3 separate regions of the Homo sapiens genome follow, and regions 1 and 2 are each linked to region 3. Evidence: chromatin loops called from intact Hi-C (ENCODE). Cell type or tissue: ascending aorta. All regions are shown on one strand.

The links. Peaks named below come from ENCODE experiments on the same cell type or tissue, not always from the same donor. Only the 100,000 strongest peaks of a DNase experiment are listed, where the experiment ranks them.
Region 1: it touches region 3 in a loop (2.6-fold over the local background); 7 of 110 quality-filtered maps call a loop at or near these places.
Region 2: a loop joins it to region 3, with 2.6 times the contacts of the local background. A loop is called at or near these places in 20 of 110 quality-filtered maps.

What each region holds. Positions count from the first base shown.
Region 1 is chr4:153,139,677-153,147,676 of GRCh38, reverse strand. No RefSeq gene overlaps it. Among named protein-coding and RNA genes, the nearest start is that of TRIM2, 61 kb to the left of the region's middle. In ascending aorta, a CTCF peak has its summit at 4,539 (motif pointing left); a DNase peak (open chromatin) is centred at 4,366; H3K4me3 peaks cover 377 bases.
Region 2 is chr4:153,552,295-153,560,294 of GRCh38, reverse strand. It overlaps TMEM131L (transmembrane 131 like), which reads right to left. Exons shown (of 35, transcript NM_001131007.2): 5 at 4,385-4,508; 6 at 3,213-3,329; 7 at 1,927-2,037. Among named protein-coding and RNA genes, the nearest start is that of TMEM131L, 90 kb to the right of the region's middle. In ascending aorta, no CTCF peak of the experiment used is centred here; a DNase peak (open chromatin) is centred at 4,354; H3K4me3 peaks cover 1,496 bases; H3K27ac peaks cover 6,037 bases.
Region 3 is chr4:153,461,565-153,469,564 of GRCh38, reverse strand. It overlaps TMEM131L (transmembrane 131 like), which reads right to left and starts at 3,205. Exons shown (of 35, transcript NM_001131007.2): 1 at 3,044-3,205; 2 at 2,284-2,354. The coding sequence starts at 3,167. RefSeq lists enhancers at 1-263, 1,515-1,574, 1,945-2,034, 1,529-2,194, 3,565-3,744 and silencers at 2,505-2,864, 3,235-3,334, 3,375-3,524. In ascending aorta, CTCF peaks have their summits at 2,991 and 3,856; DNase peaks (open chromatin) are centred at 2,123, 3,194, 3,344, 3,734 and 1 weaker place; H3K4me3 peaks cover 4,453 bases; H3K27ac peaks cover 2,388 bases.

The DNA of each region.
Region 1 (8,000 bases), 320 kb after region 3:
TACAAAATGTCAAACACACTTATTTAATATTCCATACCGATCACTCTAGTATTCAGCCTTTGCAGGTTTAAGTCAGCAGCTTTTTGTCTCAGCTGACACTTACTCATGTCTTATTTTCCTGTTTATTTAGTGGTTTTTATTTATGGTGAATTCTTGTATCTGGAAGCTTTATCCTGTGGGAACTCTGTGTTAAAGTGCAATGCCCAGGTAGGTGAATTAGGAAGATTGAGACACTTCCCACATGAAACCACTTTAAAATAAATTTTATGTTTAAAGCTTTCAAGCCCAGTAGCAAGTGTACATTTCAGGTTCACACACTTGTGAGTTGGAGCATATGGTTGGGCAGTTCTGAGCATTTCTCCATACTTCACCCAGAGCCAAGCCTGAGATAGGTAACATGGTGTTATGTAGGTACATTTTTCCCTTGTATAATCATTGTGTTGCTTTTCAGGGGTTCTGGCTTCAGATTGGGCATCTCTTATCTGGCCTCCAGCCCTGCTCAAGCCCCAGGCTTTTTATCTTCTTCCCTTGTATGTGGCTCATTCAAATTCAAACCGTAAGCCATGGAGGGTTGGCAGACATTCTCCACCCCCACCCATAAAAAGGCCTGCTCTACCCTGTTTCCCTCCTGCAATCAAGCTTTCTTACAGTTCGGCCTTCTTCTTATTCTTCTTTTTTTTTTTTGGAGATAGAGTCCCGCTCCATCGACCAGGCTGGAGTGCAGTGGCGTGATCTCAGCTCACTGCAACCTCCATCTCCCAGGTTCAAGCAATTCTCCTGCCTCAGCCTCTGGAGTAGCTAGGATTACAGGTGCATGCCATCATGCCCAGCTAATTTTTGTATTTTGGTAGAGACGGGGTTTCACTAGGTTGGCCAGGCTGGTCTCAAACTCCTGACCTCAGGTGATCTACACACCTCGGCCTCCCAAAGTACTGGGATTACAGACGTGAGCCACTGCGCCCAGCCAGTTCTGTCTTTTATTAACTTTACCATCAGCCAAGCAGAGCTTTGAAATAATAAGACAAATAATCCAATTTAAAAAGTGGGCTAAAGATTTGGACAGACATTTTACTAAAGAATGAACAGGCATGGTGGCTCATGCCTGTAATCCCAGTGCCTTGGGAGGCTAAGTCAGGGTGATTGCTTGAGCCCAGGAGTTTGAGACTAGCCTAGGCAACATAGTGAGGCTCCGTCTCTACAAATATAAAAAATAAAATTAGCTGGGCCTTGTGGTGCACGGCGGTAGTCCCAGCTACTAGGGAGGCTGAGATGGGAAGATCTCTTGAGTCAGGGAGTTCAAGGTTACAGTGAGCTATGATCATGCCACTGCACTTCAGCCCGAGCAACAGAGCAAGACTTGTCTGAAGAAAAAAAAAAAAAGATATACAGGGATAGCAAATAAGCATATGAAAAGATGCCTAACACTATTAGTCATTAGGGAAATGCAAATTAAAACCACAATGAAATGCCACTATATGAGAATGGTTAAAAATCAAAAAGACTGACAATATCAAGTATTGTCAAGAATGTGGAACAACTGGAACTCTCCTACATTGCTGGTAGAAGTGTAAAATGGTGTAGCTGCTTTTGGAAACAATTGAGCAGGTTTCTTATGAAGTTAAACATACACATACCATATATATTAGTTTTCTATCGTTGTAACAAATCATCACAAACAGTGGCTTATAACTACATTTATTTGTTAGCTCACAGTTCTCATGGTTCTATAGGTCAGCAGGCTTGAACATTGTGGCGGGTTTTCTGCTCATGGTATCACAGGATGGACTTGAAGGTGTTGACTGGGCTGAATTATCTTCTGGAGGCTGTAGGATGAAATCCACCTCCAAGTTCATTCAGGCTGTTGGCAGAATCCAGTTCCTTGAAGTTGCAGGACTGCAGTCACCATTTTCCCTTTTTTTTTTTTTTTTTTTGAGATGGAATGTCACTCCTGCTGCCCAGGCTGGAGTGCAATGGCACGATCTCGGCTCACCACAACTTCCGCCTTCCAGGTTCAAGTGATTCTCCTGCCTCAGCCTCCCAAGTAGCTGGGATTACAGACATACGCCACCATGCCTGGCTAATTTTGTATTTTTAGTAGAGATGGGGTTTCTCCATGTTGGTCAGGCTGGTCTTGAACTCCCGACCTCAGGTGATCAGCCTGCCTTGGCCTCCCAAAGTGCTGAGATTAAAGACGTGAGCCACCGCACCTGGCCTGCAGTCATCATTTTCTTGCTAGCTGTCAGCTGGGGCCTCTCTCAGCTGCTAAGGCCACCCACATTCCTTCTTAGGGGAGTCCTTCATCTTCAAGCCAGTACGGATGCATTGAATCCCCCCTGTGCTTCAAATCTCTCTGACTTTCTTTTTTTCTTGCCAGCATTTAAAGGGCTCACATGATTAGATTAGATTCCCTCAGATAATCTTGCTTTACCCTGTAAGATAATCATGGGAGCGATAGCTTAAGTTTTATAATCATAAATTTGACCCATAATCAAAGAGGTAGTGATTATCAGAGGGCTAGGTCACTAGGAGTCATTTTTAGAGCTCTGCTTACCATACCCAGCCATTCCACTCCTAGGTATCTACCTAAGAAAAGTAAAAACATATGTCTACCCAAAGACTTGTAGGTGAATATTTATATCAACTTTATTCATAATAGCTAAAAACCAGAATGAACTCAAATGTCCATGAATTGGTGAATTAATAAAACAAATCGTGGTATATCCACTCTGTAGAATACTACTTACCAAGAGAAATACACAGACTCCTGACATGCATCACAAGAAGAAATCTCAGAAGCACCATGTTACATGACAGACTACATATGATTTAATTTATAGGAAATTTTAGAAAAAGCGAAACAGGAGGCAGATCAGTGGATGCCTGGGGTCAGAAGGTAGCGGGAAGGGACTGGCTGTAAAGGGGTACAAGGGAACTTCAGGAGTGATGGACGTGTGCTATGTCATGATGTGGTGGCAGTGACAGGACTCTATACATTTGTCAATACTCATTGAATTGTACAGTTAAAATCAGCGAATTTCATTGTATGTAAATTATAACAACAAAATTGGCAAAACAGTCTTTTTTAAATACTTCATTCAGCAGTTTAAGATGCTCTATATTGGGAGTTTCTCTACACATTTAATTCACAAAATTCACGTGAGACTTTCTTAACATGCCTAAATATGTCTATATTTTAACCGATAGCACTTACTGTAGGTGGGCTTGCATAGGTATTTGATGATTACCTAGCTCCCTTGTGCTAGACCGTAAACCCAAGTGGACAGGCCACCATTGTACCCATACCTGGCACATACTGGGCCTTTAAGAAATATTTGTTGAATAAATGCATAACCCCTCCCCCAGAGCAAATCTGAACACTGGAAAATCTGATTATACATCTTTCCTCCAGCTGATCTCTGATTACCTTCGATTTCATTACTAAAATCTTTTCTGAGCCACAAATGAAAGTGGGAGAGTTAGAAATCTTTCATTTAACCCCATTATGTTATAGAAACCACTTATCCTGGCTGCATTTATCTGGGCTGCATGCCCAGTGTGCACTCAAGAGTGTCACCATATGGGCTGAGATGGAGGACATTCAGCAGCCAAGGGCTGCGTCTGTGGGCTGCTGTGTCTGACCTCGCTGATCTCCTTCCATTTCCAGTCTTCTTTTGTTACCACAGACTAAGCATCCTATTTCACCTCAAGGCTTAAATCCAAGGTTTTCCTTTTAATGCATACATAATTCGTCTAAGCATTAAAACATAGTATTAGTCAGAGGGCAATGTGATTGGAATCAGGTGAGAAATCAATGGAAGCCAAAGAATGCAGAGGCCTTTGGGCTGGAGCCAACAGCCCCTTCGGAGAGGACTGAGGCCAGGAAGGCACCAGACGTTTCTCTGTTTAGGGAATGAATTACATCATCCATTCATTTGACCTTGGTCTTCAGTTACTTATCTATAAATGCCACACCCTCCTCCTTTCCAGGTCAGAACCAAGGTGCAAAAATGCCAAATGCCAAAATCCTTCCTGGTTATTGTGATCGATCAACAGGAAAAAAACAAAACAAAAAATAACAACAACAAAACACACACACAAGAATCAGGCATTTCTCTTGTCTTTGTATAGAAATCTGTAAGCACAAATTGTATAAATTTGGTGGCTTCTCTTAAAATGTAATGTAGTACACATTGGCTATTTGATACCCTGCATCTATATTCTCTCCTGGATACAAGAACACAGATTTCAAGAGTGAATTTGGCTTGAGTGGGACTGAACCCTCCCCAAGTGCCTGGAGTGGTTTCTGGCTGGCTTAAACCAATGGGCACACCCACCATGGCCCCAAGCCAAATGGACTGGTTTGGAGACTGGCACTACCAAATCAGAGGCAACAAGCCAGGAGGACATTTGCCGGGGCTTTTGGGAAGAATAAACCTATTTTATAGTAGCTCTGAAAAAGAGACCACCCTTTTTACCCGAATGGTGAATTTTGGAGCAGCTACAGCCTTTTTCCAGTAATCGAGATCCTGGAGCAGCCTCTGGGGCCACCTTGTGGAATCTGTGGATAAAGCCAACACCATATAAAGCAGATTGAGGACAGAAGGCAGGCTGTTGGTGACATTTTTTGAGCTGCTGGATCAAATGTCACCTGAAATTATTACCTTTAGAGTTTTAGTTACCATTAAGTCAATAAACTACCTTTCTCTTATAGGCCAGCCTGGTTTCAATTTCCTTTTGTATTTTGTGCAAATCACTTTCATTTGTAATTTTTTTAAAAAATTTTTATTTATTTATTTATTTATTTATTTATTTTATTTATTTATTTTTTGAGACAAGGTCTTCCTCTGTTGCCCAGGCTAGAGTGCAGTGGCGCCATCTCAGCTCACTGCAACCTCCGCATCCCAGGTTCAAGCAATTCTCGTGCCTCAGTCACTGAGTAGTGGGGATTACAGGTGTGTGTCAACACACCCGGCTAATTTTTGTGTTTTTAGTAGAGACGGGGTTTCGCCATGTTGCCCAGGCTGGTCTTGAACTCCTGAACTCAAGTGATCTGCCTGCCTCGGCCTCCCAAAGTGCTGGGATTACAGGCGTGAGCCACCATGGCTGGCCAAGTCTGTTCTTAACCAGTTCTCCATACTCTTCTCAAGTCAAACCTGTCTACCACAGTTGAAATCATTCCAGTATTTCATCCAAACAACAGTCATTCATTACTACCTTACCCTAATCCAACCGGAGATCATGAAAGCTCTTTTCTGTAAATGAACCACCCTCCACCTGCCCTGAAATTCCTGCCACTCTTTGTCTCTCAGGGCTGACACAGAGGAGGAGAGAACTCCTTGCAGAAGTGGGAAAGTTGTGGGTTTGGAGATTCACACTTTGCTTTCCCACCCATCAGTTAAAATCTTGGGCACCCTCAGTCGGAAATCTCCCTTTCGCAGACCAAAGCAGGCAGCTCCTTTGGAGAAGCCTAGAGCCCTTCCACCTCCTCTTCATTTCTGTGGCTGCCTGGCAGCTGCTGGCTGCACACCTGTGCACAGGGCTCCATTGTTTTCCCTGTGCACTTGTCTCATGCTTTCTCTTAAAATGTTGCCCCTTCTCATTCTTGAAGCACAAAAGCACATAGCATGGGTCTAATATATTGTCAACAATTTTTTTTTTGAAATAGAAAGAAAGAGGCTGGGCATGGTGGTTCATGCCTGTAATCCCGGCACTTTGGGAGGCCAAGGCGGGTGGATCACCTGAGGTCAGGATTCCGAGACTAGCCTGGCCAACATGGCAAAACCCTGTCTCTACTAAAAATACATATTAGCCGGGCATGGTAGCACATGCCTGTAATCCCAGCTACTCTGGAGGCTGAGGCAGAAGAATCACTTGAACCCAGGAGGCAGAGGTTTCAGTGAGCTGAGATGTATCACTGCGCTCCAGTGTGGACTACAGAGCAAGACTCTGTTAAAGCAAAAAAAAAAAAGAAAGAAAGGGAAGGGAAGGGAAGGGAGGAGGGAGGGAGGGAGGGAGGGAAGGTAGGAAGGAAGGAATGAAGGGAGGGAGGGAGGGAGGGAAGGAAGGAAGGAAAAGAAGAAAGAAAGAAAAAGAAAGAAAGAAAGAGAAAGAAGGAAAGAAGGAGAAAGAAAGAGAAAGAAAGAAAACAGAAAGAAAGAAAGAGGAAAAGAAAGAAAAGTATTTGAACAGCAGTGTGGTCTGTCACTGGCTGGCTGGTTCCGCAAGGGGAACTGGGATTTTTGCAAGCACCTACCCAGCTCCTCTATGCATGTCTTTTTTTTTGAGCTGCCCCACACTCTAGTAGGCAGGTATCTTATTCCTATTTTACAGATGGGGAGACAGGAGGACTTGCCCAGGGTCACAGAGCAGTGGTGTGGCCACTCTTTGAACCAGGCTGTGTGGTTCTAATGCTTAGGCTCTCATACTGCACCACCCAGGGAAAAGCCAGGACTGTGGGCTGGGGGCAGCTGGGCCTTCAGGTTGAGAATGAGAAGCACTGCCGTACCAAAGGCCACCAGGATTGCCAATCAAAGCAGGAATTAAGTCCCCACGTGGCACCTAATAAAAGGCTGAGGAGAGCATGGCCTTAGAGTCAGGAGCAACAGGGAGGCCAGGCACAGTGGTTCGTGCCTATAATTCCAGGACTTTGGGAGGCTGAGGTGGGAGGATGGCTTGAGCCCAGGAGTTTGAGACCAGCCTGGGCAACATAGGGAAACCCTGTCTTTAAAAAAAAATTAAAAACTAGCTGGATGTGATGGCATACACCTGTGGTCCCAGCTACTCAGGAGGCTGAGCTGGGAGGATCATCTGAGCCTGGAGGCAGAGGTTGCAGTGAGCCGAGATTGCACCACTGTGCTCCAGCCTGGGTGACCCTATCTCAAAGAAAAGAAAAGAAAAGAAAAAGAACGTCAGGGAAGTGGGGAAGAGACAAGAGACAAGGAGTGTGGCAAAGGACCAGAAGCAAAAACCCAACTTTTTGTTCCCTTCATTTTGCCCAAAGTAGCCACAGCTTTAATGGGGAGTGCAGGCAGCAGCGGCCTGGTAAGGGCTGCCGCATCCCGGGGGACTGAGGTCACAGTCTCACTGTTGCTCAGAACTCCATGGTAGCTTCTTTCTGCTGAGCAGGGCCTTCCCCTGAATTCCTGTTAAACCTCAATCTTTCCTGGTCATATGAACATTCATTATGTGGTTTTATGACATTTTGTCATCCTCTATTCCCTGTCTCCAACAACCCCAACAAAAACATGTCTTTCTGGAGATGGATGGTGATGATGGTTGCACAACAATGTGAACGTATTTAGTGCCATGCAACCGTATGCTTAAGAATGGTGAAGATGGTAAGTTTTATGTATATTTTACCACCATTAAAAACTGTGATAAAAACGTGCTTATCCAAACTTTTCACTGACTTATACTTAGGTACTGTGACTTTATGGCCACACTGAAACATTCTAGAGGCTTGTACCAAATGTTCCCCACCCATTCCATCCCCCACTTCAGCCTCATTCACACTTCTACAAGCTGAGGCCAGTCTGGACTGGACAAGAGGGGTCAGGTGGGTGGGCATGGGGGGAGGGGGCCTGTATTAGTCAGGGTTCTCTAGAGGGACAGAATTAATAGGATAGATGTATATATAAAAGGGAGTTTATTAAGGAGTATTGACTCACACAATCACAAGGTCCCACAATAGGCCATCTGCAAGCTGAGGAGCAAGGAAGCCAGTCTGAGTCCCAAAACCTCAAAAGTAGGAAGGCTGACAGTGCAGCCTTCAGTCTGTGGCCAAAGGCCCAATAGCCCCTGGCAAACCACTGGTGTAAGTTCAAGAGTCCAAAAGAACTTGGAGCCTGATGTTCGAGGGCAGGAAGCATCCAGCACGGGAGAAATATGAAGTCTGGAAGACTCAGCCTGTCTATCCCTTCCATGTTTTTCTCCCTGCTTTTATCCTAGACACGCTGACGGCTGATTAGATGGAGCCCATCCACATTGAGGGTGGGTCTGCC
Region 2 (8,000 bases), 91 kb before region 3:
ACCACTGCTTCCCAGGTGAGGTGCAGGGAGTACAACGGGAAGCTCAATCAGATGGTCCCTGTTCTCATGGAGCTTCCATTCCATGGGTGATGAAAAGAATAGTGAAGCAATTACATCATGTGGGCATGTGATTATTTAATGGATATAAGTATGGGAGCGGAAGTCTAGATAAATATGGGAGCAGAAATTAGGATGGGGAGAGACGCAAAAGTCCCTGAAGAGCTCAAGTGTGAGTTGAAAAAGGAAGGATGAAATAAGGGTTAATTTGGAGAAAATTGGAGGTGGAGGTTGAGAACATTGCAGACACAAGGGACCTGTGGCAGGAGGGAAAACGGCATTGCACAAGTGAGCGGGGGAAGGCTCTTGTGGCCATGAACTAGAGACCAAGAACAGGTGGTGAGCACTGGGGCTGAAGAGAGACAGCAGCCACACCACGCAGGTCTTACAGCCATAAGCGGGATTTGGTTTAAATTCTAAGACCTATGGGAATGCACTGAAGGGTTTCAAGCAGGGGACTAATGGGGTCCAACTTGAATTTTTTGGAAAGAGGTAGGAAGGGACTAAAGTAGATCCTGGCAGTTAATGGGATACTATCAGTTGGCCATCAGAGAGATGAGGATGTCCTGGGTGTGGTAAAGGGCAGTGGGCATCATGAGAAGTACGCAGGATCTGCCAGGCCAGGGGGATGAGAGAATGGGTACGCTGTTCTAGCTCTCTAGGAGGCCTGCAGAGTCAGTTTCCTCTCTCCCTTCATTCCACTTATCCTTACATTAACCCCCAATAACTAAGGTATTCTGAATACCTGTCTCTATTCCAATATTTAGATCTCCACTGATGAGGCATCTGGCCCTCCAAAAATGCAAGCCACAGCACATCAGTATCAGTCTCCTGCTTAAAACCTTTCAACACATGCCCCCTGGTTTTAGGATTTAAACCAAATATAAATTTGCAAATTAAAAGAAGTCTTCCTTAAAATTCTGCAAGGAGGGGCTTTTCCATTTTATAAAAATAAAAATATGATTTAAGATCCCTAAGAATTATGTACTTGGTGATAAAGATTCCAGATATAATCCTAGAGGTAAATTAATTTGGTTCTTCTCCCCAACTGGAATGTAGGCTCTACGCAGATACAAACTCTAGACCAAGGCCTGGCACAAAGCAGAGGCTCAGGAAAACCGCTGAATGAATGAAAGCCCCAGGTACTAATGGTACTGACTACAAATTCTAAGCAATGTTCTTTATTTACCAATCAGAAAGAAGAGGTAAGTTTCATAATATATTGGTTCAAGAGCTTTTCTCAATTATAAAATTATCCAGTTACAAGGAAATATGGATAATCAAAGGGAAAAAGTAGCCAACCCTATAAAATGATTCATGAAATGTATATTAAAAGAATTTAAACTTATCATTATACATCTACTATAACATCAGAAATAGTTCTTCCCACCAAGCCCCATCCGGGCAGGGCTAAAAGCAGGACATCCTTAGGGGCCTGTTATTACTTGTGACCATGGGGGCTGCCTCCCTGAAAAGCAAGCTGGTAAGATTTAACAAGCTCTACAAAATCGTTCACAGTCTTTAACTAAAGAATCTCTCCTCTTTATGAAACATGCCCCAAGGAAACAGAGGATTCAGAAGGAAAATTAAAGAAACTTATAAAATAGGTATATGGCCTAACGGTAATAACAGTGAAAAACAGGAAACATTTCAAAAGACCAACAATAAGATTAAGCAAACTCTGGAATATCAACACTGTGAACTCCACAGCCATTAAAAAGAAGTTAGGTGGAATCCACTGATATTTTATATATGTATATTACTTCTATATAATTTTTTCAAAAAGCAGAAAATAGTAAAATAACCAATTCTGAGAAGGTTACAAAGTTTGGTGGCCACCAGCATTCAAAGTAAATCTATTAAAATGACCTGCATTTGAGACAGCTGAATGCTCTGGACCTTTGGAAGCAGAAAATAAGCATTTGGTAGCTGCTTTGCAGACCCTTCTGTAGAGATTCTACGAGTGCCAATTCCAGATACCTGCGGAAAAAGAGAGAGAATTGCTCCTCTGTTAAGAGTTTTAAAACACATTTGCCATAATGCTAAAGCACGTCTCCAAAGGAAATCTGTATTCATCAGCATGGCCTTCAAGACTCTACTAATCCAATTATTTTATTTATCTTTGTCTACAAAAAACACAATGAATGTTTCAGAAATGCAGAATGCTGGCTGAGCACGGTGGCTCACGCCTGTAATCCCAACACTTTGGGAGGCCCAGGGAGGTGGATCATTTGAGGACAGGAGTTTGAGACCAGCCTGGCCAACATGGTGAAAGCCTGTTTCTGCTAAAAATACAAAAATTAGCCAGGCAGTGGTGGGAGGCTGAGGCAGGAGAATCGCTTGTGCCTGGGAGGTGGCTGCAGTCAGCCTGATCACACCACTGCACTCCAGCCTGGGCAACAAAGTGAGACCCTGCCTCAAAAACTAAAAAATAAAAAATGAAACAGATTAGAATGCTGTATTTAAGCTGAATGTTCCTCACTGTAGCAAATCTGTTCACAAGTAGGCAACTCTTCTGATATGGGACCTCTTTAATGGAATCCAGTAAGAAATAACCACAAAAATTACTGATCTTGGAACTTAAATTACTTGATGCCAGATCTTGTTAAATGCCATATCAGGTACCATTTAAGGTAAAGATTCCTATTTCTGAGAATAGCAACAAGATTCTTCAAGCTCCCTTCCTGGTACCTTGATATGAATAGTGAGCTCCCTTGGAACCAGCCTCCAAGCACACAATCAATGTCTCCTAATTAGAAATATTCCTGAGCCAAAGAGGGAAGGTAGGCAAAATCACTAGAGACTGTCCTTAGAGCACCTCCTTCTGAACGCCCGTGAGGTGAGAGCCATGAGTTTTGAAAGCCTTCTGTATTTTATGATGGGAAACTGTGTGACAGATTGCTTTGCTTTGTTCTAGTATCCTCCAAAGACCCACAGTAGGACTATAGCTCCGTCATCAGTAGGAAAGCCAGCCAACTGTGGCATGTCAGGCAGAAAAGGGTGAATGCTGATGATTTTAACATCACTAACAGTCTTGTATTTTAACGACATAAACCAGGTGACAACATTTCCAAAAGTCTTTTTAAAAATATACACACACACCCCTACAGTTAAGTCACCAACCAAAGTTGTGACAAAAGGAAAAAGTTACTCACATGATAGGAAAGGACTCCATACGAAGAGGTATTAATAAATAAGGAACTTTCAATGCTTCCTTCTTCAGTAGGTAAGAAAATAATTCTGAAGGAAGTTTTCCCCATTGCTGGAATTACCTGAAAGAAAGGTCCCCAGTCAGCCACTTGGAATGGCCTCCTTTGATAAACTGTCTTTCACAGACTTTCTTTTTTTGACAATTTCTGTTAACAGACATTTGTATATTGTGCACCCTTATCAGTATTATGAATCCCTAAGAATCCCCAAACTGATCAGCATCCAATTATCTGCTCTTAGATATAGCAAATATTACCACTAACTTAGGATGAATCCTTTCGCTTCAGACTGGAGCTGTGAGTCTCACATCTTTCCTTCCCCTCCTCTTCCACCTCCACAGGTCCAACTGTCTTTAGCTAACACAGTTCTATCTCTACTTAAATATAGACAATAACCAACGTGCAAACATGTTGATATGTAATAAAAATCAGGAACAACGTTTACCCAGACAGACTGTCATAAACCAAATATTGGGCTTCCCCTTACAACATATCCTTAGTCCTAGTTTTTTTTTTAAGTACATAATATCAGGCAGACATAGTAAGCAAAATAAATAAAAGCCTACTAGCAATTAGGATCTTCACTAAATGTTAAAGACCACTGAAATTAAAACTATTAGAAGACTAAGTTTGAGCTCTGTGTTATGGTGCCAATCAGCTTTACAAGGAGCCATTCACTATACCTTGCAGTTCTGGATTTAGAAAGGAGACCTAACTTTCCTAGTAGGCTTGAGAGATGGAAGAGGTCTCAACCATAAACTTGTATTAGTTACTAAATGCCTCAGAATTTGGAGTCATTTCAAGACAAGTAATATAAACTTTCCTTAGTCACAATAGAGCCATGTTAAATATACATACATTACTACACAGCTGAGAGCCTTCAAACTCTCCCCCAACCCCCCACCTCCCCCCGGCCCCAGTAGATATCAAGAGCCACCAAAATTATAAAAATGAGCAACTGGAAAAGTAAATGCTAAGGTAAACACACAGAAGGAAAAGGTTTGGGTACCAGAAAAAGCGGGAGACAGGGAGCAGAAAGTAAAAACTTCAGGCCAAAGAAAGCAAGAAAACCTGGCTGCCTGCCACGGCATAGTTTCCAGGAGTCCATCAACACCCACCCTGCAGGGAACTGGCGGTACATGGAAATGTCCAGCAGCTGCAAACACTGAATTCACCACAACCTCGCTGTCCCTACTAGGGTTGTAAGCATGGAGAATCTTTGCTACAGGATGTCCCAGGAACCTAGGAGGAGAAACAAAGAGAAAAATCAATGTATTGTGTGGTTATAAATATTACCATACATATATATGTATTATTATATATATACACACAGATTTTTAAACCCAGAAAGCTGTTGCTGTTCATCACAAAGTTAAATTATCCAATCGTGTTGGTAATAAAGCATTCAATTCACAACAGTCAAAAGTCATAAAACAAAAAACAACTTTATTTTATAAGGCTTAGGCCAACCCACAGTAGCACTCCATTGGTTTCAGTGTTAGAAAAATTTAACCCATCTAGGCCATTAAAATGCTTGCAAAAAAACAAAACAAAACACATGTAGGCACTCACTGGCACTTCTCGGACCTGGGTCTCTAATTCAATGAAAATATGTTGAATAATTCAATGAAAGTATGAATGAAAATTCACTGAAATATTCATTCGAAAATATTGAAACAAACGAAAATATGTTTAGGTAAGAAACTGTACTCACAGAAAAACCCAATTTTTCTTAGGGTTATGTTTTCTGAGTAAAAGAGACTTTTTGGGGAGGTATGTATTTTCAGCTCACAAAGAGATGTTATTTTATTAGGTCTTAGAAAAGGAAAACTTAATTATGGCTAAAGGCTATTCTTTTGAGAAAACTGAAAATCCGGCAGCACTTTGCAGCAGAGGTTCTCATCCATTTAAATTATGAGCCTTTCCAAAAACTCTGATGAAAGCTCTGGCTCTTCCCTCCACAAACATACACTTACGAAAAGTTTCATACACAGCTTCAAAACCTTCCACAAACCTCAGAGTAAGAATCCCTGCTCCGTGGCAAATACACTAATTCATGAAGGGTTTGATACCCATTCTTTTCAGCAGCACTCTCCACCTCCAATGTCTCGGCTCTGATAAAGGAATTGCCAAGAGGAAAGGAGCTGGGCTCAGGCCCACCTACCTGGAGCCACCTACAATGCTCCCTCTAATCACTTAACTCTGATTCCTACTGCTCAAGACCAAATTCAGTCTTGTTCAATTATGTTGCAATGAACAGGGAGCCAGCAAAAATTTCACTAAAGTCATTTCTTCAGTTTTAATAGCCTCAGTGGCAGAGAGAGCCAAATATACAGCTGTCATTCGGATGGCCTAGAAATAAAATTATATTCTAATTTAAGCTGAATGAATTATATCTATAATTGGAATAAAATTGGAAAAATATCAGCATAATGAATGAATTCCGTAAAATTAGGTAAAATCTTTGATATTAAAAATGTATCCTTTAGGAAACATGAAATGGATGTTGCTTCTCTTATATACAATGAGATTTCCAAAATACTGTATTACTACCATCAAATCCTTGGAATTTTTCTTTTGGCTTTCACCCTTCCTTTTAATCACTAGTCTTAACGAAAGGTTTAATATATCCAATGTGTATTTCAAAACGTAGTTCTTCACATCCCATTACAAATAAAATACCAACATCAATGTGATTAAAATCCTGATTTTTCAAAGTGTTCTTAAGTAATACCATTTTTTTAAAAAATGTTCAACACTACCATACACATAAAGGGTCACTTCAGAAAAGCCTTACCTCAGAGCAGTGGGCTTGTATCTGCCTTTCTTCCCACAATTAAAATTAAATAAATAAGGACTTCTGAGGTTTTGGGTTTCAAGTAAATAATATCAATCATCAAAGTTATTAATACTTATCCTCAAAGCTTTATATCCCATGTACATAATTGAAATACAAGGTTTCTAAGAATACAAATGTCTATCAGAGAAATACATGAGAAAATAAGAATGCAAAACAGCAATGCTACAGAGCCAGTGACTGCACCACCAGAAATCTCTCCAGACCTAACAGAGAATGCCAGCTGAAGCCTAGTCACCACTGCTATTTTTATTCTATTTTTTAGATTCTATTTTTAAAAGTGTTATGAGGATATAAATTTCCTTCACTAGTGACAACTGGAAGATACTCTGTTAATTTAACACTACAAAAGAATGATTAAAATCTCTATGAATGATTAGCACTTTTTATCTCAGGACCAACAGAATATTAACCCTTCACATAAGCCCTAAGAAGTAGGCAGAAGGCAACCGAGTAACAAGATCCCGATTTTACAACCCCCCAGGAAAATCAAAGCTATGAAGAGGGTTGGGATTTGCTCGAGGCCAACATCAAAATAAACCATAGCAAAAGCTGAACTGGGACAGCGAAGAAATCAGGAGGAGAACCCTCAGGCTAAAGTTTTACTCTAATGTCTATATATTAGACCATTTGTCAGACATAAGGTAAAACTCAACTAATCTTAAATGTGTTCTAATTTAGGCTAAAGTTTGTTCTGAGGTTTTTTTTTTTTTTAACTTCAGCAAAATGACTAATTCTCATAATCATATTCCAGATCTCACTAACAAGAAAAATAGCATTATGAGTGCTCTTAGAAATCAGAAGATTTATTCTACCACTTGTAGTGAAATGACCTTGAGCAAATGGCATTCCTTCTCAGCAACAAATGTATGAACACATTTGTAGTACATGCTCAAACAAAGAGATATTTGAAAACGATACACACAGACTCAGATAATGCCTGTCTTCACTGGACTGATATAAAACTCAAATGACAACGGACATGATTACACTTTGGGAACCATAAAGTATTATATAAACGTAACTAAGTCCTCCAAAGGTGATTCCATCTAAAAATCAGAAATCCTTTCAAATCAAAGACTTTCAGCATTCTCTCAGCATGCGACTATTAGGACCAGAGATTAATGTATATTGCTAATTAACAAAAGTGTATCATATACAGTTGGCTCTCCATATCTGCAGATTCAACCAACCTTGATTGAAAGTGTTTGAGGGAAAAAAAAAAACACAAAAAATAACAACACAAGAAAAAAGAGATACAGTATAACTATTTACATAGTATTTACACTATATTAGTCATTATAAGTAAACTAGAGTTTTTTTTGTTTTTGTTTTTTTGAGACAAGGTCTCACTCTGTCATCTAGGCTGGAGTGCAGTGGCATGATCATAGCTCACAGTAACCTTGAACTCCTGGACTCAAGTGATCCTCCTGCCTCAGCCTCATGAGTAGCTGGAAGTACAGGTGTGCACCACCATGCTTAGCTAATTTTTAAAAAAAATTTTATGGAGACAGGGTCTCACAGTGTTGCGCAGGCTGGTCTTGAACTCTTGGCCTCAAGTGATCCTCCTGCCTCAGTCTCCCAAAGTGCTGGGATTACAGGCATAAACCACCGTGCCCGGCCTCTAGAGATAATCTAAAGTATATGGGAGGTTGTGTGTAAATACTATGCCAAGGACTTGAGCATCCTTAGCTTTTGGTATCCATGGGGGTCCTGGATCCAATCCCATGTGGATAACGAGGGACAACTGTAAACATACCCCCATGTGCATCGACTATAGGATTTTTTTACGTTACTGAAGAGTAAATATTTTAGACAGCCAGGAACCTATGAACTGGAATTATTATCCTAATAGCTATACTTACTACTACTATTAT
Region 3 (8,000 bases):
AGTCTTCCTGCATGAAAGAAACCCAATGTACTGGTTAATTAAGCAGAAAACCCTCAAATTTAAATTAACACCTATAAATATTCTCTTTTCAACAGACTCCGTTTGACACATATGAGGGAATTTTTGCTGAAAAAATTCAAAATACTTTGAAAATAATTCACTTAAAATAACTTTCTTCAAAACTCTCTGTAGCTTATGAGATATATATACACACACATACACACGTGTGTGTGTGTGTGTGTGTGTGTGTCTCCCTTACCCTTGGGCCCAGGTATAAGCAGGGCAAGATAGTTTCTAAAAGGTATACGTAGAGATATGGATGAAGTATTTAGAAAATTATTTTGAAAACCAGTTTCACTTTCATTATAGCTTTGATTAAAATAGCTTAGCTATAAATCCCTCTATACTGAATATCCCAGACAGCTTCTGAATTCTGACATCTATTATCAAAACAAATTGTATTATACAAATAAACCAGAAATTAAGAATTGTATAAAATAACTTTTGAGCCCATAAATCAAATAATCATTTAGGCCTTGACATTTCCATCTCTGAGCACACCTACTAAATCTTCAACTAACGCTCTAACAAATGAGAGTATATACTACTAGACTCAATCACCTATAATTTACTTTCCTTTTAGTCTGGGTTGGCTTCCAACACTAGCCAGTAAGAGATAGAAACTATAATTGAGCAAAAATGCAAATACATATACATAGATATACACCAGTGCTTCTCAACCAGGGCAGTTTTGCTCCCCAGGGACATCTAGCAATGTCTGGAAACATTTTTAGTTGTCAAAATCAGGAGGGGGTGGGGGAGAGGGGGAAGCAGCAGTGAGTGCCACTGGCATCTAGTGGGTAGAGGCAAGGGATGCTAACTGCTCAACATCTCACAGTGCACAGGACAGCCCCCACAACAAAGAACTCTGTAGCCCAAAATGTCACCAGTGCCACTGTTGAACAACTCTGATATACAAAAACATAATTTTTTTAAAATAAATACATCGCGTTAAATGTCGTTCTTGCAGTAGGAATACGACGGATTTCTATTTTGTTCTTTTTATATTTCTGTATCTTCCAAACCTTCAAAAACACATGTATATTATTTAAAATCGGGGAAAAAATCCATTTGGGAATAAATTTTTAGGAGAAGGAAAAACTATCTGCTCCTCATCCTGATGGGGCCCTTTCTCAAAAGACCTGTCTCATTCAGGCTGCTGGCCTTCAAGGAGGGTCCAGGAAAATTCTCCTCTAAAATCACCTCTCTGCCTTGAAGCTGTTATTCATTAGCCCTGATCAAAATGAATATTCTAAATATCTCAAAACCAGCACTCTGAATGTTTCACATAGGAGGGAGAAAACTGAAATGTAAAACTGGACAGCCTCTCCGGTAAAGTTATAGCTAGACATCCTGTTTTTCTAAACAGCCGCAAGACACAACACAGAATTAAGTGCTGCCACCACCGTGGGAAGTAATGAACATCTTAAAAAGTACTGCACACAAGCTAAATATTTCCTTATAATTCAAGCCACTCCCACCCAAAAAATGCATTTTGGATCACTACCGTTACTGGTGAAAGGCAGTCAACAACATTATATTTAAATGTGCACACTTCACAGTCAATGGGAATTTCTTGTAAAAGTTAAAAGCTTTGCAGTACTGTATCTGTTGCAGCAATAAACCCTCTATGATGCTACAGATTCCCAATAAAACGTCAGTAATTATTTTTCTACACGCAATCATCATATCATCATACAGAGAAAAAAACCAGAAATTCAAGTTCTTAAGTGGGTGTATTTTAACAGGAATTAAGGGCACTTGGAGAAAATCCAAGATGACAATCCTTGAGAGTCACATCTCCATCCCAAAGCTACTTAACGCTAATGGCAAATACCACTCTAACATTTATGAAATCAATACTCCTGTTGTCCTCAACCTCTTAGCCACTTGCCATCCACACAGCACCAGCTCACTTAGGGAACAGTGTGCACCCAGGACACCCACGGCCGAACAGACCGCTGGCCGCTTCCCTGCTGAGGTGGCCTGGGTTCCCACCTTCTGAACTTGGGGCCGGCCTGCCTCAGGCCCTGTCACATGGCGTGGGAGGAGCCGGGAAGGCCACCGTTGCCAGGTGTTCAGGCTCGGCCCCTAACGTTTATTTGCCTTGCAAAGTGGCCCGAACGCCTGTGCCGCTTGGACAGGGGGTGGGGAGGACCGGGGGCCTCCCCGCCTCTCCTCCCTCGTACACCCACAGCCGCCCTGTCACCTGGTCGTCCTCACCTGAGTGGGCAGCAGGAGTTCCCCTTCTTCTGCCTGCCACAGCTCCACCACGTTCGGCAACGGCTCAATCGCTGCAGGAACACCAAAAAATACACCACGTTTTTAATGCACGCTAAAGAAACGCTTCCTGTTTCCCCTACCGTCCCTCCGTGCCCCCCGCCTCACCAAAACACGTCTCTTTTTCCTCCTGGGAACAGAGGCCATCCCAGGGGCGAGCCAAGGATAAAAATACAATGGGTGGGGTGTGAGCCGGCGGCCCCTCGGACGCGAAGGCGACAGCGTGCAGGCAGGCTCGGGGTGCTCGTGCTGGGGGTGGGGGGACGAAGTGGGAGTGAAGACACCCCACGAGGCACTCCGGGCTCCGCAGCCCGAGCATCTGGAGTGTGGACCCTGGGCGGCCAGGCTCGGGGGAACAAAGCTGCAGGAAGCCGGGCCGCTGCGGGGCACCCGCGCGCGCCACACAAAGCGGGGGCTGCGCCCGGGGCGCAGGGGCCCGCGCACAAAGGCTCCAGGGCGCGAGCGGCTAGCGGTCCCCAAGCCCCGCGACTGCCCCGCTCTCCAGCTGTACGGGGCAGAGAGGCGCGGGACGGGACGCTGTGGTCAGAAAATGTTATCAGCGGAGAATCGCAACAGCTTTCCTTCCTCCTCCTGCCCCTTTCCCTTTCCTCCCCTCGCCCTCTTATAGATTTCAGCAGTTCCCTAAAAGAAAGAGCGGGGGCGGGGTGGAGAGGCAGAGCGAGCCCAGCGGCGCAAGGCTGACCTTGTCCCTGAGCCCCTCCCGGGCGACAGCAGGGCAGCAGGACCTGGAAGACGCCCAGCAGGAGGTTCACGGCCGCCGCGGTGCGGCAGTAGCAGCCGGGCTGCGGGCGTCGGAGCCCCGCCATGCTGCTGCTCGCGCTCCTCTCCGTTGCTCGCCGCGCTCGCCGCTAGCTCGCTGGCGCCCCAGCTGCCTCGCCCCGGGCCCGCCCCCGTGCCGCCCCGCCCCGCCCCGCCCCGCCCCGCCCCGCCCCGCGCCGCACCACCCCCGCCGCTGCCGCAGCTGCTGCAGCTCCAGACCCGGGCGCGCCGCTTGCTCTGAGCGCGTGTGCGCCGCAGATAGGGAGGGACGGAACGCGGCGGGGTGCGGGGGAAAGTGGACAATGCGAACCCGCGGGTGCCCCGCCCCGGCGCGGAGCACATGGCCGCGGGCCCGCCCCGCAGCGCGCACTCTGCGGGGCCCGGGCGCTTTCCTCGGCTGGGACGGGGTCGCTTAGAGCTGTCCGCGGGGACTAGCGGCCCACTTTTGCCAAGTGCATTTTCATGAACTTTTGGGTGGTTGCCGCTTTGTCGAGGCGCTTGGGCCACGGTCGAGAGATTACCCTCGAGGGAAGAGGTGGCGGTGGAGGTGGGAACGAGGAGTCGCCAAGCGAGAGGCCTTGGACACAGGATATTAGTGGAAATAATGCAGTGGTTGTCAGGAAACGCGAGTGCAGCCACATGGCCACTGCCAGTTATGCAGCGAGGATATCCGGTGGCTGCAAAGTCTGTAATTTAGAATAAAAAGAGCTCTCCCAAAACCCGAGAGGCAGACCTCAGCGCCGCGTGGCGGTAGTGCGCCCGGCACCCTCTGTGGACACTGTCCAGGTCCTGACAGGTGGGGAAGACTCTTCCTAGGGGATTTATAGCTTCAAAGACCCTGCAAATACTCCCTTTTGGAATCATATTGCAAAATTCAGCCAGCCTCTCCTGAAATATGGTTGGGGTCGAGGATGTGGTTAGTTGCCTGTTTCTAACATTAGTAGGATAATGGAAGTAATACGTGGAAATACATTTCCTAGTTCCAGGTTTTGATGCCTATAACTAACAAGTCCAAAATCTGGCATCTCTTTAAGTTAACATCCTGCCTTTACCAGCGATGTCGCAAACAAGGGCTTATTCAGAAATCAATTTGCATAACCTAGAAGTATGGGCAATCTTATGATTTTTTAAAGTTAACTTACTGCTTCCACTGTAGCTTGTATGAAATTCAGAGAATATGAACAATATAGTATGAAGAGGGGAAGTGATGGGACACACCTGTTTACCTTAATCCTCTGTTTAATTGCTCCTTGTGCCTTACAAGCCAGACTATAGAAAACCAGTGCTTGCATAGCAGACACAATCCTGAGAAGGACAAAATGAAATCTAGATCCTCTTTCCTAAAGACGTAATACAGTACTGTGAACACAGTCTCACACACTGTCTGCATTTAACTCCAAACAAGGTTAAATAGTCTAATTGCTTGGCCAGACTTAACATTTAAGTAGATTAGCATAAACGTAAGTTGTTGATGTGAAAAAAAAAAAGGGACACTTTGCATTTTCCAACTTGAATACCTCCAGTAGTCTCTGTTTCATACTTTTTTCTGTATTCCTTGCCAACATCTTCCTTTATTTAGCAAGGATCTCCAGTGCCATCTCAATGTGCCCTTTTTTTCTCTTCACTTCTCCAAGTTTCTATTTGCCCCTTGGATTCTGAAGGTCCCCCACGCAGTTAAAGGGACCTCCAGTGACAGGAATATTTGCACAGCCCACTTAAGCAGTAACTGCACCTTCAAAGTTTGCTTCTAAATGAAAGTTCTCTCATGGGCCTATTTATTTACAGAATGTAATTTTAAGTCCTCATATGAGTATAATACGTATAAAGGAAAGCAAGCAAACATTAACAGCCTAACCGGTTTTGTTAAACAGATTCAAAGTTGTGATACAAAACTTTTTTGCTAACATTTAAATTACTTTACTCTTTTACTAATAAAGTCTTTCCCACATTAACGAGTATCACAGCATCAATGGAAATGACTTAAAAGATAGACTAACATTGCTATGGACCATATGTAAATACTGCTATAGCTTTTTCTAGACTTTGTAAGGCCAGCTTGATTTTTCAAGTTGTGGTCTTGTGGACTTTACAAAATGGGTAATGCTATTTGACTGTTGTTCACAGAGCCAAAAGCATGTATCTGCTGTGCCATGGGGTTGGAGAGGGATACGGGATTACACAGCTGTCTTCTTAGATAAATCTGACCTACTTAGCCTCCTCTGGAGTTATTTTTCATGCTGACTCATGGACAACAGGAAAGTTATGGCCCATTAAGCAGCATCCATGTTTTGGAGTAACCTTGTTCTTCAAAGAAGACTCCTGTGTCATTTGTGCTATATTTCCATTATTCCCCTTGTCAATCCTAGATATTGTCACAGAATATTAGAGCTGGAAATTTTTTAGAAATCATTTAATAGCCCAACTGCCTCATTTTACAGAAGAAACCAAAGCCCATAGAGAATTTTAAAATCCAAGTTATAGAACTCCTTTAAAAATTTTTATTTATAAATTGTTTTGAGACAAGGGTAGTGATGAAGAAAAAGGCTAGGTGTGGGAAATACCTAGATCTAAACACTAATAATAATTTTCTCTAAAAAGCCAAGGAGTCATATTTAATTCATCTTTCCTTTACACCCTTTAAATCTATGAATTAGTCCTATGGTGCCCTACTCTGTACTATTTCCCATACCTAGCCTTTTTCTTCATTACTACTCTGATCTCACTCTTTCACCCAGTCTGAAAGGCAGTGGCCCAATCTTGGCTCACGGCAACTTCTGCCTCCTTGGCTCAAACAATACTCCTGCCTCAGCCTCCCAAGCAGCTGGGACCACAGAGGCAGGCCACCACACCTGGCTGATTTTTGTATTTTTGTAGAGACATGGTTTCACCATGTTGCCCAGGCTGGTCTTGAACTCTTGGGCTCAAACAATATACCCACCTCAGCCTCCCAAAGTGCTGGAATTACAAGTGCAAGCCACCCTGTCCAGCCAGAGCTGCTTTTAGTGGCAGAGTTATGGAGAAGTATATATGAAATAATGTTAACTGAAAAAAAATTAATGTAAACACAAATTAACTCAATATGAAAATTATAGGCCAGGCAAGGTGGCTCAGGCCTGTAATTCCAATATTTTGGGAGGCCAAGGTAGGAGGATTGCTTGAGCCCAGGAGTTCAAGACCAGCCTGGGCAACATAGTGAGACTTTGTCTTTATAAATTTTTGTTTATTTGTTTGTTTGTTTGAGATGGAGCCTCACTCTGTTACCCAGGCTCGAGTGCAGTGGCGTGATCTCAGCTCACTGCAACCTCTGCTTCCTGGGTTCAAGCATTTCTCCTGCCTCAGCCTCCTGAGTAGCTGGGATTACAGGCGCCCACCATCATGCCTGGCTTTTTGTGTGTGTGTGTGTATTTTTAGTAGAGACCGGGTTTCACCATGTTGGTCAGACTTGTCTTGAACTCCTGACCTCGTGATCCACCCACTTCAGCCTCCCAAAGTGCTGGGATTACAGGCGTGAGCCACCGCACCTGGCCCAAAAATTTTTTTAAAGAGCCGAGCATGGTGGCACACACCTGTAGTCTGTATTCCCAGCTACTCAGGAGGCTGAGGTGGGAGGATTGCTTGAGCCTAGGAGTTCAAGGCTTCAGTGAGCCAAGATTGCACCACTGCACTCCAGCCTAGGTGACTGAGTGAGACCCTGTCTCCAAAAAAAAAAGAAAAGAAAATTATATACGCACAACTAAAGTGTGGAAGAGGCATTAAGGTGATGTCTTAGTGGAGTATATCAATGTTAAGTTAGATTCATATAAGATAAAATGGTTTTGTTTTTTTTAAAAAAAAAGACCTATGAATGGCTAAATCTCTACTGGCTTTTATTTATTTATTTATTTACTTATTTATTTTTCTTTTCTTTTTGACATAGGATCTGGTCTTGAATTGTTAGGTTTAAGCAATCCTCCTGCCTTGGCCTCCCAAAGTGATGGGATTACAAGTGTGAACCACCACACCCAACCTCTAGAGGACCCTTCTTACTATAACTTTATTCCATCTCATCTTATAATGCCTCAATTAAATGCATTGGATAAGGATAAGGATTCTCTCCTTTCTCAAACTCTGTTGTGTTAAACAACTGACCTTTTCTGTTATGGGACTGTAATGTAATTTTGGGTGAGTAGCAGCAGTATTCACAGTTTATTCTCTATTTTAAAAAATATTCATAAAACTGTAAAATAAAGAGTAAGTTTTACTGTAATTTAAAAATAAATTGATTAAATTAGAACTTTAACTTTGTGAAAAGTTTGAAAGTCTGAAAAAGTTTAAAGTTTGAAAATGAAAGACAAAAAATTTTTTTATTTTTACTTTATTATACTTTAAGTTCTAGGGTACATGTGCACAACGTGCAGGTTAGTTACATATGTATACATGTGCCATGTTGGTGTGCTGCACCTGTTAACTTGTCATTTACGTTAGGTATATCTCCTAATGCTATCCCTCCCCCCTCCCCCCACCCCACGACAGGCCCCAGTGTGTGATGTTCCCCACACTGTGTCCAAGTGTTCTCATTGTTCATTTCCCACCTATAAGTGAGAACATGCAGTGTTTGGTTTTCTGTCCTTGTGATAGTTTACTCAGAATGATGGTTTCCAGCTTCATCCATGTCCTTACAAAGGACATGAACTCATCCTTTTTTATGGCTGCATAGTATTCCATGGTGTATATGTACCACATTTTCTTGATCCAGTCTATCATTGATGGACATTTGGGTTGGTTCCCAGTCTTTGCTATTGTGAATAGTGCCGCAATAAACATACGTGTGCATGTGTCTTTATACCAGCATGATTTATAATCCTTTCGGTATATACCCAGTAATGGGATGGCTGGGTATT